Linked DNA regions of Homo sapiens: region 1 is linked to region 2. Evidence: read pairs that join two places in POLR2A ChIA-PET (ENCODE). Cell type or tissue: PC-9. All regions are shown on one strand. Each heading gives the region's core, and the rest is flanking DNA. Links, peaks and the distances in the headings are about the cores only.

Region 1 (4,406 bases), core at 262-4,261, 580 kb before region 2:
AACACACAGCTCAGCCCATTACCCACTTGTGTACTGCGTGATCTACATTTTGGGTCTGCCTCTGCCTCTTCCTCCAGGGGCCACAGACCAGAAGACTACATGGGCAGCCCTTTATTTTATCCAACCAATGCTTGTGCTGCACTTGCTGTGTGCCAGTCACTGTTCTAAATGCTTCACAAATAAGAGCCCATGTAATCCTCATAACAACTATATAAGGCAGGCACTATTATTATTCTTGTTTTACATACAGGGAACTGAGGCATGAAAAGGCTATAAAACTTGCCCAAAGTCAAATGGCTAGTGAGGGGATACAGCTATCTGAATCCACTCTTCATCAACTGACTAGGGAACTACAAAGGTCATTTTTAATTCTCCTTATTTCCTATATTTTCTTTATATGAGAATTTATTACTTTTATAATAACAAAGAACTAAAAGCCTTTTTATTTTGAAACAGCAAACCAAAAAATAAATAAAAACAAGGCCTTGAATATCTCATCCATGAAATCACGGGAGAAAACACCCTTCCTGCTGGAAGCCAAGGGGTCAGGCCAGATGATCTTCCTTGGATCATTTGTTACAGTAAAATCTTCAGTTCCACAGCCTGTTCCCCCAATACTCAGGTAGTAAGGGAAGCAGGAAATGTAAAAAAAAGACAGCAATTATGAACATGTGCTCTGGAAAACTCACCTGGGATCCAGTTCCAGTTTATAAGCTGTATAACCTGGAACAAGTTGTTTAAGCATTTCAAGCCTCTTTTTATCATCTGACAAAAATGGATACAGTTATACCCATCTCCTAGAGTTAACTCACAGAAAGACTGAAAAACATAAATACATCCAGCACAGAGAAGAAATACAAAAAGTGCTAAACACAGGAGAACTAAACTGTCCAAAGACTGGCCTACTTCAATTATTCCTAACCTAGAACAACCAAATAAACCAAAAATTTCATAACATCATTTACCATGGACAAAAGACGGATCTCTTATGAAGAACAATAACTTTTTCATTAACAACTTAGTAAGCAGTATGGGCTAACAGGGTATATATAGCCTTCTTTGAGCTACAATGAAATGACTCCCAGGTCCAGAGGCTGGAGTCAGGGTGGTACACTAGATGTAAGAAAATAACAACAAAATTAGGGCCCACATCTCCCTGACTTGCCTTTTTTAGTATTAAGAGTTATGTTTCAAGGAAAAAGTCACTTCACTCTTCTGATCTCCATTTTATTATTAATAGAAGAAAATCGCTGCATAGAGTGACCTGAAAGCCTCCTTCTAGCTTTAACAATCTAACGGTATAACCAGCTCTTTTAGTCATGAAGTGTGTACGAATGAGATTCTACCACTTTTCTAAATGATATCACTCTGCCAAGCAACTGGGTCTTCATACACTTTGTAATCAATAACTGTTTTATGTTGCCCCTTTAGTATCTATAGCTATTCCCCAAAGTTATGTTACATGTTCCCCTTAAAGAGGATGAATCATTCTGGCCCTTCAGGATCTGATATTCTTCTTCTCTGTCAAATACAATTATTTGTAATTAGAAGCCTGGCTCCAAAAACAGAAACTTAGATGAAGAAAAAATAAATGTTACCAGCATAGATTTCTACATCCATAAGTCCCTGTACAAAACCTTTTTCTCCATCTATATCCAACTGCTATCTGATGCTTTCATGGAGCAGAACTTGTTATAGTACACAACACAGGAAAGCTAAAGTAGCAATGAATCTTGGCTTTGTAAAAGTCTTCAGGGATGCCCATATGCCAAGTCCAAAGGATACAGAGGACCAATACCTCTTCGCTGACTTGTCCAGATATGTGACATGGACAGTGATGCTACCAAAGGAGCTCAGGGAATCCCTGGCACCACTAGTAGGCCCTAAGGCACAGGTATTAATAAAGAAGAGGACAATACAAGGTGAAAAAACCATTAATGGCTCTACAATGAATGAACTGGAGAGTAAGAAAAGAAGAAAGAAAGGAAAAAAGGCACAGAATGAAAAACTATAGAATCACAAAGTCAGTGGGAAGGAATAACTAAACCAAGTGCCTTATGTATGTTAAAGTCACATGATAATCCTCTTATCATTTTGACCTCATTTTAAAGAGGGGGAAACTGAGGCTTAGTGAATTTAGCTTACTTTCCTAGGGTCACACAGTTAGCAGGGGACAGAGGTGGTATTTAAGCATGGGCTTTTCTAGCACAAAGCTTGTGACTGAATGGTATGTACACACTGTGTAACCTTAGAGAGCATCTCTGCCCCACCCTCCCATGAAGTTTCAAATCTCTCTACTCCCTTGGCCAAGGATGGACAGACTCTCAAAAGTGCCCTTGATGCTAAGGCCCTGGACAGCACCCAGCAATTCAGCCCAGCTCTGCATGGCTTTGAAGTTGATTTGTTCCTTGCATTAACCTAAAGTATGTCTCCCTGCAACTTCTACCTATCTTTATCCCAGAAGATAATCAGATCTGCAGCAAATGAGGTTTCCTATAACAGCCCTTCTAAGTAACTTTAAAAGGGGGAATGGAGAACGTTAAAAAGAATTTCAAGGAAAATCTTAAAAATACGTACAAAATGCGTCTGTGTGTGTATATATATATATATATATATATATTTTTTTTTTTTTTTTTTTTTTTTTTTTTTGAGATAGAGTCTTGCTCTGTTGCCAGGCTGGAGTGCAGTGGCGTGATCTCGGCTCACTGCAACCTCCACCTCCCAGGTTCAAGTGATTCTCCTGCCTCAGACTCCCAAGTAGCTTTGGTTACAGCCGCGCACCACCACGCTCAGCTAATTTTTTTATTTTTAGTAGAGACAGGGTTTCACCATGTTGGCCAGGATGGTCTCGATCTCTTGACCTCATGATCTGCCCGCCCTGGCCTCACAAAGTGCTAGGATTACAGGCGTGAGCCACTGTGCCCGGCCACGTGTACATTTTAAAATTGGACGTGTAAGAGTAAAGAGCCCTGGGATCAATAAACTTACTAAGGAGAAAGATGAAGGTGGGCCTGTCTTTGGTTAGTTACTTCATGGAGGATGATGTAAAACCATTTCTGTTAAGAAAGGAATTGGAGTTGCCTTAATTAACTTTTCGCATAAAAGATTTAGTTTAAAATGCTATTGATCTGAGAGAGATCAGAAAGTGTTGAGGTTTTCCTTTCTTCCAGAAAAGCTTAAATTGTACATTTTCTTTATCTTGGAATGGTTCGGATATAAGCATGCCTTAGGTAGGAGATTTGTAAGCTTTCTTGCTCAGCACCGGTGAAAACCTACGTAGTAATAAAAGGCTCATTAACCAGTGACCTTCAAGTCAAACAAACTATCTGGCTTTTAGGCCCCATCCATAAAGTGGAAATAATACTTGGCAAATAGATATTCTGACACTGCTGTAAAAACGTTGCTTTTTGGTCTTACTATTACTGCCCCCCAAAATATACTGATTCTTCATCTAGAGTTAAGTTCTAAAACAGGCAGAGAAATTTACTTCAAAGTAATTTTTGTCATTTAACAATTTTCACTTTCCTATTTACAACCACCTCTTGGAAGCACAAAATGGAAGGTAGCCTCTCTGTCAATGCACTGCTCTAATACCTAGATTGTGTACTGGCTTCCGTGCAGGACTGATCACAAGCTCTCACTTTTTTCAAAGAGCAAATGATTAGGAAACATAGAGGAATTATCACAAAATAAATGGATGAAAAGGCAAGTAGAAAATAGGGCCTATCAATCCTTTCCCAAGAGTAGTTATTATGGTTCACATTTATAAAAGCAAAGATCACCTATTATACTTTATGTCCTTTTGGGGTAAAAGCTCAGGGTTACAAATAATCCTCTTTCCCTGTATTGAAAATAATGAGAGGATTATTTCTTCCTCCCATTCACAATCCTTAACCCCGAACCATTTCTATTTTCACAGCTATACCTGAGGAACAGAGGCAGATAAATGTTATAACAACAATTTCGACAAGTTAAAAACAGACGAAAGGGTGCAATGTCAGCAGTCAAAGGCACCAAGGCAACATAGGTAAATGCTTAGATAAATGTGTTAAGATAGTAACAACTCCTAGAATTTTTATCATTGTTCGACACTACTATCTCCGTGTATGGAGTCTCTCATTTGAAAATGAGCTTAAAAAAAAAAAAAGAGTCAAATTACCTAGCTTTGCTATTACCTACCATTACTCCCTACATTTACCGAATAGTCTACTATTATGACTTGTAATGCGAATTTAAAAATTCAATTACATTTCAAGCTTATCTTAATAAGCATCCCAGAAATTTGATTTCTGACCCCTCTACTTCTTATAAGATATCTCACCAAAAATTTTGTAAAGAAAATTTATTAAATTTACTTATAATCCCTTAAATAACAATTGTTTATATTTTGTGTTCAATTGTAGACT
Region 2 (4,406 bases), core at 191-4,190:
CAAAATAATGATGATAATAATAATAATAATAAAATTCTACATCACCAGATCATGTTTTCTATAGCATTAGGGATGAGAAGCTTGATACTCCTTACATTATAGGTAAATAATAGTCCATTGGAAAACTTTTAATTATCTTTGGACTTTGGAAACTGCACCAGGATAGATATAAATATGTCTTTTAAGATAATGTTCTTATGGTATTCTTTAATTATTTTTGGGAATCCTTTTGCTTCTATTCCTCCATCTGGAACTCCTATAATGCAGATAATGCACCTCCTGGATTTATTCTCTGTGTGTTTTCTTTCATGGTGGGTCTATATTCATTTACTATGCTTTTGAGGAGAATTTCTTGATCTAATTTTCTTAACATTAATCAGTTTTGAGCAGCATTCATTCTTCTCATTCAGTACCTGTTTTGATTTTATATCCAAATAATTGCATCTTTTCATTTTTGAGACCAGATGATATGGTTTGGCTGTGTCTCCATCCAAATCTCATCTTGAATTACCACATGTTGTGGGAGGAACCTGGTGAGAGGTAACTGAATCATTGGGGTAGGTCTTTCCTATGCTGTTCTCATGATATGTGAATAAGTTTCATGAGATCTGATGGTAATATAAGGGGCAGTTTCCCTGCACAGGCTCTTCTTTCGTCTGCCGTCATGTAAGATGTGACTTTCACCTTCTGCCACGATTGTGAGGCTTCCCTAGCCACATGGAACTGCAAGTCCAATAAACCTCTTTCTTTTGTAAATTGCACAGACTCAGGTATGTCTTTGTCAGCAGTGTGAAAACAAACTAATTCACCATGTTAGTGTTCACAAGATGTTCCTTTTATCAGGAGAGACTTCTCTTTTAATCAGAGCAAAGGTACATCTATTCTCATATAGGATATGACTTAAAACTCCTTAAATAGCTGTCCTGCTCCCAATATGATCTCTTCTTCAATTTGGCAAATTTATCCTGATTGCTTAGCTTAGTCAGGATCTTCTGAACTACTGATTTACTACATGTGTCTAAGTATATATTTGTATGTTTGCTTGACCAGTCTTCTCATATCATTAAGAGTCCAAATCACTTGTCCTAAGTTGAGGAAGCACCACTATATTAGCTTGGTTTGGGTGCACACCATTGTACTAGTGAACTGTGGTCAGCGGGGAGATGATCTGTTAGAGACTGTAACTGAGTTAAGTCTCTACCTTGAATTTGTGTCATATTTTACAAATATTGAATATACCACAGGTCATTTGTTTACTCACCTATTTGTTAATTCATTTAAACAGTATTTGTTAAGTATCTGTTTTATACTATGTAGTATTTGAAGTGCTAGAGATAATAGCAATGAACAAAACAGGTACAAAGACCCATCACATGAAACTTTCTAAAGGAGCTATAGAGGATATAAATAAATAAATAAATCAGCAAAATACATCAGATGATGATAAGTCCTATGGAAAAAAAGAGGGGAGAAATAAAAATTTGAGTCAGAGGAAGAGAGAAGTTTATGAATTTGAGTGTTCATACAAGATACCATACACCATTGATGGGAAAACGTTTGAAAGAAGAGAGTGAGTAGCAGTATATATCTGAAGGAAGAGTTTTGTAAGTACTATGAATAGCATGTGCAACATCTTGGACAGGACAAATCCTGTCAAGGAACAGCAAGAAGGCAGCAGCATGCAGTAGGAAGTGAGGTGCAGAAGAGGTTAGGAGAAAGATTTATTAAGCCAATATTAAGACTTTCGTTTTTAAGGATCTTTTAAAGATTTACAAGTCATTGGGAAATTTGGGGCATTGCAATTACGTTATCTAACTTATGATGTAAAAAGAACCACACAAAATGCTGAAATAGAGAAAGAATAGAAGCAGAGAGTCATATTGGCGTTTCCTGTAATCATCTCAATGAGAGATAATGGTGACATACTGGAAAGGTGGCAGGAAAGGGGCCAAAAAGTGGTCAGAGTCTGGGTCTATTTTAAAAGTAGAGGTGTCACTTTATATATATTACATATATATAATTATATTATAAATAATATATTATAATTATATATATTATATATTAAAATTATATATATATAATATATATATAATTAGATAACTAAGTACATAGATGTCCAGTATGGAATCCAAATTGTTACTAGAAGTGAAATAAATTGCAAACAGAAAGTAGAGTAGGAATAAAAGAATACCCTAAGTTCACTTTAATAAACTTGATTAATATTGGTATTCTGATATATAAAATAATAAATTCCTGGTTGTCTAGCTTTAATTTCCCTCAAAGCATAGCCTGAAATGCCCAAAATAAAGGCTTGCTTGTAGATGGCTTAAGTGGGAATATGATTCTACGGAGCAGAAATGAGAAATAGAATGAAACAGGGAAGGAAGGAAAGTCAATCAAAGAATGGGTTATCAATTCAGCACTGCTGTGATAGAGATGTCAATTCAAATGGAGTCTTGAGAAATGTTACAGAATGTATTTCAGAACCATTCCCCCAACAAGTTGAGAAAGGAAAGAATTTATCCATCAGCTCTCATCTTTTATTGATAAAGTTTGGCTTATGTTTCAATTTTTGAGAGAATGAGTGCTAAGTGTGTTTTAGTGTGAGATCTGTGCTGCAGGATCTGAAAAGCCTCATGGCAAGAAATAAATGCCACAGGGCACTGGACTGAAGCAAAGTGCTCATCAGCATGAAGCTTATCCCAGCCCATGTAGGACTGGTTCCAATAACAGAACCTGGAGTGTGAAGTAGATCCATGATACATTTGAAGTGGTATACAAGGAGTGCTAGTACAGTCCAACTCATAATATCATTCAATCCACTTGCCCTCTCCAGTGGGACAGCCCATCATAGAATCTCTTTCAAGGTCTTATCAGCTGGGAATTGTTGAGATTTAACAAAAGGTTAGTAGGAAAAACTATCTCCTGCTTACAAGAGCAGATTTTGAGACTTTGATTGATTGTTTTTATGAAGACATCTGAACTCTTTAATTATAGGGGTTTGAATGTTTTTTATGGCATGTGTCATTGAAAAATTATTTACATAAGTTCTTGGGGAATAGGTGGTATTTGGTTACATGAGTAAGTTGTTTAGTGGTGATTTGTGAGATTTTGGGGCACCCATCACCACAGCAGTATACACTGTACCCAATTTGTAGTCTTTTATCCCTTTTTCATCTGCCTCTTATACCACTTATCTTAGTCCTTCCATGCTGCTGTAACAAAATATCACAGACTAAGTCATTTATACATCAGAGAAATTTATTTTTCACAGTTTTAGAGGCTGGGGAGTCCAAGATCAAGGCACCAGCAGATCTGATGTCTGGTGAAGGCTCACTCTCTGCTTCCAAGATGGTGCAATGTATGTGTCCTGACATGAGGAAAAAGGCAAAAGGGATTAGGGCACCCCTTTCAACCTCTTTTATAAGAACACTAATCCTATTCGTGAGGGTGGTGTGCTCATGATGTAATCACTTCTTAAAAGGCCTACCTCTTAATACTATCACTTTCAGTATTAAGTTACAGTGTATAAATTTTGAAGGGACACATACATTCAAACCATAGCACCACTTATTTGAGATTTCTTTAATCCTCAGGCAGCACTTTGGATGTTGCAATTTGTTTGTAAACTGAGCCAAACCTCACCCTAAGAAGTTTAAACCCTTAAGTTACCTTCATTTTTTTTTTAACTGTGGTGGTTGCTGCTACTGTGGTTTCATCGTTTGAAAAACCAAGCGATGCCCTATGGTTGCTGCTACCGTGGTTTCATCGCTTGAAAAAAACAAGCGATGCCCTGTGTTCCAAAAAATTAAAAACAACTCTAGTTCCTTATTGTGGTCAAGGTAAATTATACTTACCCATGCTCTGGTTACATATTGCTACTTATAAATACATCAAAATTTAGTGGCTTTAAATAAAAAATATTTTATTGCAGTTAACTACAATATTGTATAACACATACAATGATTTCATTACTATGCCAGTCAGAAACTCAGGTTAGGCTTGACTGGGTGACGCTTTAACTCCAAATGGTTCCAGCTGCAGATCCTGGGTATTTCGTTAACAGATGCACTGATTTTGTGGGCCGGGATGGCCTCACTCACATAACTGTGGCCTTGTTGACAATGGTTAGAGGCTTGAGCCCATTTGTGAATATCAACTATAGTGCTTACATTTGGTCTTGTCTCTTCAGCATGACAGTCTTAGGGTAGGTGGACTTCTTACATGGCAGATTAGGGACCCCAAGGAACATTCATAGCTTATTATTTTCTTTTTCCATGGCTTTTTCAGGCAATTAACAAATGTCAGCTGACTCTAACATCCTTATAATTACCAAAGACCCATATACCGTTTAAAGGCCCACAGCCTAACCCAACACTTCATTTTCCACTTGCGTCTCATTCCAG

Evidence for each region. ChIA-PET counts read pairs that join two places held together with the same protein. Peaks named below come from ENCODE experiments on the same cell type or tissue, not always from the same donor. Only the 100,000 strongest peaks of a DNase experiment are listed, where the experiment ranks them.
Region 1: POLR2A ChIA-PET joins it to region 2 with 5 read pairs; 2 of 35 experiments call an interaction of 5 or more read pairs at or near these places.

What each region holds. Positions count from the first base shown.
Region 1 is chr1:89,859,000-89,863,405 of GRCh38, reverse strand. The region is part of intron 2 of LRRC8D (leucine rich repeat containing 8 VRAC subunit D); the gene reads right to left. Among named protein-coding and RNA genes, the nearest start is that of LRRC8D-DT, 39 kb to the right of the region's middle. In PC-9, for the core only: no CTCF peak of the experiment used is centred there; no DNase peak of the experiment used is centred there; H3K27ac peaks cover 2,605 bases.
Region 2 is chr1:89,278,405-89,282,810 of GRCh38, reverse strand. It overlaps the pseudogene LOC100421401. Among named protein-coding and RNA genes, the nearest start is that of GBP5, 7.7 kb to the right of the region's middle. In PC-9, for the core only: no CTCF peak of the experiment used is centred there; no DNase peak of the experiment used is centred there.